Regions from separate parts of the Homo sapiens genome. Here region 2 is linked to region 1. The links are chromatin contacts, found by Hi-C or POLR2A ChIA-PET in ENCODE. All regions are on one chromosome and are shown on one strand. The core of a region is the stretch at or near the end of the contact, and the rest is flanking DNA. Distances in the headings are between cores, read along the strand shown. Region 1 has its middle 16 kb from the start of GRXCR2. Region 2 overlaps SH3RF2 (SH3 domain containing ring finger 2).

Region 1 (3,101 bases), core at 87-2,586:
CCCCCAAACCAGGCCGATCTAACTTGACCTCAAGCAGACAAATGAAAGTTACTAGAGTAAGTAGCAAAGGGTAGCTATAGTGTCCTCCCCAAACTGTGGGCCGAAATTCAGTTACTATGTGAACTAGAGGCCCAAGACTGTAATTTCATTAACGATAAATACTAAATCCTTTTTCATCTTTGTCTTCTGAGGACCTAGTACGAATGTCCAGAACATAGCAGAAATCTAACAAAAAATTATTCAATGAATAAATGAATGGATGTTACATTTTTAAGACGTATTTATTAAAAACTTTTTTGAGCTTTCTAAGGATATAGTATTATTTTAATCACAGCATCATTATGATGATATTTTTTAACCTTCGTGTTTGTTTCTAGCTCTGAAGGGATTCTTGTAGTCTTAGTGGAGTACCAGTTGGTTAACCTTGTTTAAACTTATTCCTAACCCTGCCCAACCCACTGGCAAATACTTATAGTTCACAAATCAGGAAGTGGATGTTTTGGTGCAAACTTGTCTCCAGTAATAGGCAAAGAACTCAAGTATGTATGTTTTGCATACGAGGGGTCATAGCAATATTCCTGAGTTCAAAGGACGGTAAATAGAGCTTGTGGTTCTAGCTTCACAATATATCCATTGTCTGACCACTTTTTACCACATCCACTGATACCACACTGGCACTATTAGCTGCCACCAAGATTATTGCAATAGTCTCCTAGCTGGCCTCCCATTTCTGCCCTTGCCAGTGGTGTCTCCTCTCAACACAGCAGCCCGAGTGGCCTGTTAAAACATAAATCATCAGACCATGACCCTCCTCTGCTCCAGTCGGTGCCCAATCAAGAAAACAGAAACCATTCCAGGTATTTCCAAGAGAGGAAATATAGGGAATTGGTTACAAAGATTAGTGACTGCAGGTAGCCACTACCACCCCTAGGAAGGAGGAACAAAAGGGAAAATGGTGTTTCAGCGAGCCCACAACCAGAGCCAGTAAAGCAGCTACTGGTGGAAGCAAGCAGCCGGCCAGCATTCCTAGCTGCTGCTGCTGCTCCTGCAGCTGCCCTATGGGAAGGCCGCCGGGAACCCGATTCAAAAAAAGGAAGGCTCTTCCTCCCTCTCCTCTCCCAGTGTCCTGGCGCACCTAACAGGAAGCCAGCGGGCACGGGGGGTCCGGAAAGTGTAGTTTGCACGTCTCCTGCCCCAGCAGCAAGGGGGCGGGGGGTTGAAAGGGAGTGCGGAGGGCGGTAGCAGAAAGCAGGCTCTATCCACAGCAGGCCCTCACTCAGAGTAAAACCCGAGTTCTCATCGTGGCATCTGAGGGAGGCGCCCCCGCCGTGACACACAAGAACGAACTTTCCCTTCAGACGTCATCCCCGCTGCTGTCTTCATGCTCACCCAGACCAGCCACGCGGGCTCCTTCCCTGTTCTTCAAAGGTGCAGGCGCTCTTCTTCCCGACTCTAGCATTTGCTGTTTCCTCTGCCTGGGATAGTCTTACGCCAGACACCTTCCCAGCTCACTCCCTCAACTCCTTTAGGCCTTTCTTTAAATGACACCTTTTCTTATTTCTTATTTTTATTTTTAATTTATATTCCTAGACATCAGTCTCAAGCTGATAAATGGCACCTTGTCAAGGAGCCTCCCTGCAAGCTAATTTAAAAATTGCAACCTATTTTTTTTTTTTTACACGGAGTTTCGTTTTTGTTGCCCAGGCTGGAGTGCAGTGGCACAATCTTGGCTCACTGCAACCTCCACCTCCCGGGTTCAAGCGATTCTCCTGCCTCAGCCTCCCAAGTAGCTGGTATTGCAGGCATGTGCCACCACGTCTGGCTAATTTTTTGTATTTAGTAGAGAGGGGGGGTTTCACCATGCTGGTCAGGCTGGTCTTGATCTCCCGACCTTAGGTGATCCACCCGCCTCAGCCTCCCAAAGTGCTGGGATTACGGTGCGAGCCACCGCGCCCAGCCTTTTGTCCTTTTTAACACCACTATACGTTACATATATGTGTGTGTATATATGTAATGTATGTGTTATATATATAGCTTACTATATATAATTGTATATATTTTGTTCTATAGGCTATACTTATTGCATAAACATATATATTATTCCCATAAATCTATATATTTAGTTGTCTGTATTCCTTCACCAAAATTTAAGCTCGTAGGAGCATTTAGTTTGTTTTGTCTACTGATACATCCTCGGTGCTCCATAAATACTTGTAGATAGTCAACAATAACATACTGTACACTTAAAAGTTCATTAAGAGGGTAGTTCTCATGTTAAGTGTTCCTACCACAATAATAAATGAATACTTGTGAAATGAACACAATAAATATGATCATTAGTAGGTTATTTATTATGTGATGAAAAACATTAAAGGCTCTTTACAGAAGCTGAGGTTGCTCACACTTCTTCCTCTGGGCAACCTGCATAACCCCACTAAGGCTTAAATTAGATGCCCCTTCTGCATGCTCCAAATGCTCCCTGTAATTATCCTATCCCAGCACTTGTCACAGTGCATTGCAATTATCCATTTATGTATCTATCTCCTCCTCTAAAACTAAGTTCCATGAGATACCAAAGGGATGATGCCTCTCTGGGTAACATGATACATCAAGCACTTTGGAATACTGTCCTGTATGCAGCGGGGCTCAAACAATATTTGTGACGGAATATTCCTGTCGAAAAGCAGAATAGAGCCAGGCGCGGTGGCTCATGCCTGTAATCCCAGCACTTTGGGAGGCCGAGATGGGCGGATCACCTGAGGTCAGGAGTTGGAGACCAGCCTGGCCAACATGACGAAACCCCGTCTCTACTAAAAATACAAAAATTAGCTGGGAGTGGTGGCATGTGCCTGTGATCCCAGCTACTCAGGAGGCGGAGGCAGGAGAATCGCTGGAAGCCGGGAGGCAGAGGTTGCAATGAACAAAGATTGCACCACTGCACTCCAGCCTGAGCAACAGAGCGGACTCTGTCTCCCACAAAAAAAAAAAAAAAAAGCAGAATACACTCTCAACATCCCTCCTTCCTCTAGTATTCTGAAAAGTCAGAAGAGCCAACAGCTGTGAGAAAACATAAACAGAGGCAGGAGGTATAACAGTTAAGG
Region 2 (3,101 bases), core at 435-2,934, 190 kb after region 1:
CAAGAGCAGGTTTTCATAGAGGGAGATGGGTGGGGTGGGGAGAGGGACAGGAGGAGGAGCCTGTGTAGTGCCCTGTGGACTGTAAATTGGACGGCTCTTCATCTTCCACCCTATCTGAGCAGGCTTTTGGAATGCAGTCCTGGCAAGCCACCCCACCAGGCCATAAACCAGCTCCTCCCCACCTCCCTGTGCCCACAGCCACAAACCACAGAGAGGACGCACAATGGGTGGCACCAGGCATGGCTGTTGGTTTTCAGCTGTGTCAGGTCTTTCTACGTAGCTGCTCTGTTTGCTGTGGGCCTGGGTTGTGGCATTCATTGGTTCTGCTTGGCTGTCTTTTCTGTCTGTGCAGGTCAGCACTTATCACCCCGCACCTGTCTCTCCAGGACATTCCACAGCCGTGGTCAGTCTGCCTGGCTCCCAGCAACACCTCTCAGCGAACATGTGAGTAAAAGGCTCATCCCTTCACCCAAGTCCTGGCACAAAGGGGTCATCTTTACCATGTACAGTGGTGATCTAGCATCACCATTCCCAAAACATCCCATCCAGAGACAATAGGTCGCCTTCCTTTACCACTTCCAAGTGAAATAATGGTGAAAAACAGAAATTAGGGCCAGGCGCAGTGGCTCACACCTGTAATCCCAGCACTTCAGTAAGCTGAGGCAGGAGGATTGCTTGAACCCAGGAGTTCCAAACCTGCCTGAGCAACATAGTGAGACCTCATCTCTACAAAAAAAATTTAAAAATTAGCCAGGAATGGTTGTGCACATATATTTTCCTAGCTACTTAGGAGGCTGAGGCAGGAGGATGGGTTGAGCCCAGGAGTTTGAGGCATCAGTGAGCTATGATCATCCCACTGCTCTCCAGCCTGGGCCACAGAGTGAGACCCTGTCTCAAAAAAAAAAAAAGACAACACAAATTAGCAAACCACATCACTCTTAGCTCATTATTTTACAAAAGTAGAAAGAGACTGGAAGATTATATACCACAACATCACTGGGAGATTGGGTATTGAGCAATTTCTATTGTCTTGCTTTAGATTCAAAATGTTGGGTCATAAATACATGTTGTTTAGTAAACAGCAAAAAATAAATATAGCATTTTAGAAAGAAAAAACAAAACAAAAAAAACCTTGTAGAGAACACTCCCCCATTCCCTTTGATAAAACGCTCCAATGTCTCACAGTCCTTGGAGTCTGGAGGGACTTCCTGATGTCTGAGATGCCTGGAGGCCATATACTGGTGATCCCTGAATCTGGCAAACCAATGGATTGTTTCCTGAATGCCTTTGATCAGGTAGCTATTCCCACCTCCACAGCCTCATCAGTCCTGATTGTCTTTACCCCCTGACTCATACTTGGATATTACCTGCCTGATTCCTGTGTGGACTTCAGTCACAGCTAATTTTTTGTATTTTTAGTAGAGATGGTATTTCACCATGTTGGCCAGGCTGGTCTCGAACTCCTGACCTCAGGTGATCCACCTGCCTTGGCCTCCCGAACTGCTGGGATTAGAGGTGAGAACCACCGCACCCGCTCGACCAAGAAGGTTCTTATTGCTAACCACTGGGCAGTCTCTCTCCACCATTCCCCCACTCCATGCCCCCCATCAGGCACGTCTTCCTTCCTCCCTCACCAGTTCTCTGTGTCTTCCCAGGTTTGTAGCCCTGCACTCCTACTCAGCCCATGGACCCGATGAGCTGGACCTGCAAAAGGGAGAAGGCGTCAGGGTCCTGGGGAAGTGCCAGGACGGCTGGCTCAGGGGCGTCTCCTTGGTCACCGGGCGAGTCGGCATCTTCCCAAACAATTACGTCATCCCCATTTTCAGGTGTGTCGCCTCCAATCCCAGACTTTGGGAGGTTGGGCCACCCTAGGCCAGGGGCCATCTGTGGGTTGAACTGGTGGAAGACCCAGTGCTCTTTCAGAAAACAGGCCAAGAAAGCGCTTTTTGCTCTATAACCCGCCTATCTCTTTTAAAACAAAATAGCAAAACTAGTTATCTTTTTCGTAGCCCTTCACAGCTTACAAGCACTTTTGTATCTCTTAGCTCACAGGCTGTGCCCAAGAATCCTCTAAGGTAGATATTATGTTACAGATGAAAATGGTGTGCAGAGTTAAGCAACTTGCTCAAGAACTGGATGTCAGGTTTTCTTCTGCACAAATCCCAGGAACCCCACTTCACATCCTCTATCCCAATGCTCCATCTAGTGGCGTGATGGGAAAATGTGGTCAGATGACTTCCCCAGAGCACCTCGGGAAACTTCTCAGGCTGCTAGAGTGACCCCTAATCAGAGTTTCCATGAACTGAGACCCCTACCTCTTCCTCCACACCCAAGATGAAATGCTAGTAACCCTGCAGGGCCTCCTCCCTCACCGCTTTTCCCGATCTCTTACATTGTGTGGCATACTGTTCATGTCATTGACCCCCTCTTTGTCTTACCACCTCATACCACTGCCACAAATGCACCTAGACCCCAAAACTATCCATGACTCCTCCTGCCTCCACCCCCGATCAGCCCAAGCAAACCCTGTCTCAAGGCAGTGAGGCTACCACCACACATCCAACACTGTCTTTATGACATACCAGAGGGTCACAATCACAGGGAAAGAGCCCCATTGTATTCTGTGCGGGTCAGACCTAGTCATATGCCCACTTTTGGGGACCTTCATTTAGGTGAGCTGCCACGTCCGGAGGAGGGCAGCAAGAATGGTGAGGAGACAGCAAACTATATCATAGCAGAAACCGATAAAGAAACTGGGGTTATTTAACCTGTAGAAGACAAGGGACAGAGGGATCACAATACACTGTGTCAACAGGGCAGTAAATTTGTTCTGAGAGGGGGCAGTGGAGTGGATCAGTGTATGCAACTGGTCTTGGTTCAGTAAACCAAGACGTTCAAGAACATCTTGGTTCAATAAAAGGCAGCTTTTTCTAGCCCATAGATTTTTCCAACCAGGCTAGCTGGTGAGGTGGTGGACTCTCTTTTTAGAAAGAGTGCAGGCAAAGTCGGCCTGAGTCCTCATAGATCTAAAGTTGTATAAAAAGATTTCTTCACATGGCAGAAAGTCAGGATAAAAGATCATAGCTTTTCCTTTCAAAGAA

The links. A loop is a pair of places that touch in the nucleus more often than their neighbours do. ChIA-PET counts read pairs that join two places held with the same protein, here RNA polymerase II (POLR2A). Pooled maps may share reads with other maps.
Region 2: a loop to region 1 is called in a map of heart left ventricle, with 2.9 times the contacts of the local background. The contact joins two enhancer-like sites. A Hi-C loop is called at or near these places in 3 of 168 maps with a recorded cell type or tissue (ascending aorta, heart left ventricle and psoas muscle) and 5 of 50 pooled maps. POLR2A ChIA-PET finds 5 or more read pairs at or near these places in 4 of 52 experiments (HepG2, MCF 10A, PC-9 and 1 more).

The regions. Positions count from the first base shown.
Region 1 is chr5:145,855,340-145,858,440 of GRCh38, forward strand. It overlaps a transcript of GRXCR2 not described here. Among named protein-coding and RNA genes, the nearest start is that of GRXCR2, 16 kb to the right of the region's middle. Within about 2 kb of position 1,337, at least 17 of the 41 ENCODE cell types and tissues checked have a DNase peak (open chromatin) inside an H3K27ac peak, as active enhancers do.
Region 2 is chr5:146,047,420-146,050,520 of GRCh38, forward strand. It overlaps SH3RF2 (SH3 domain containing ring finger 2), which reads left to right. Exons shown (of 10, transcript NM_152550.4): 6 at 353-444; 7 at 1,656-1,826. The region is part of intron 1 of LOC107986458 (a long non-coding RNA gene); the gene reads right to left. Among named protein-coding and RNA genes, the nearest start is that of PLAC8L1, 57 kb to the right of the region's middle. RefSeq lists an enhancer at 1,254-1,754. Within about 2 kb of position 1,685, at least 2 of the 41 ENCODE cell types and tissues checked have a DNase peak (open chromatin) inside an H3K27ac peak, as active enhancers do.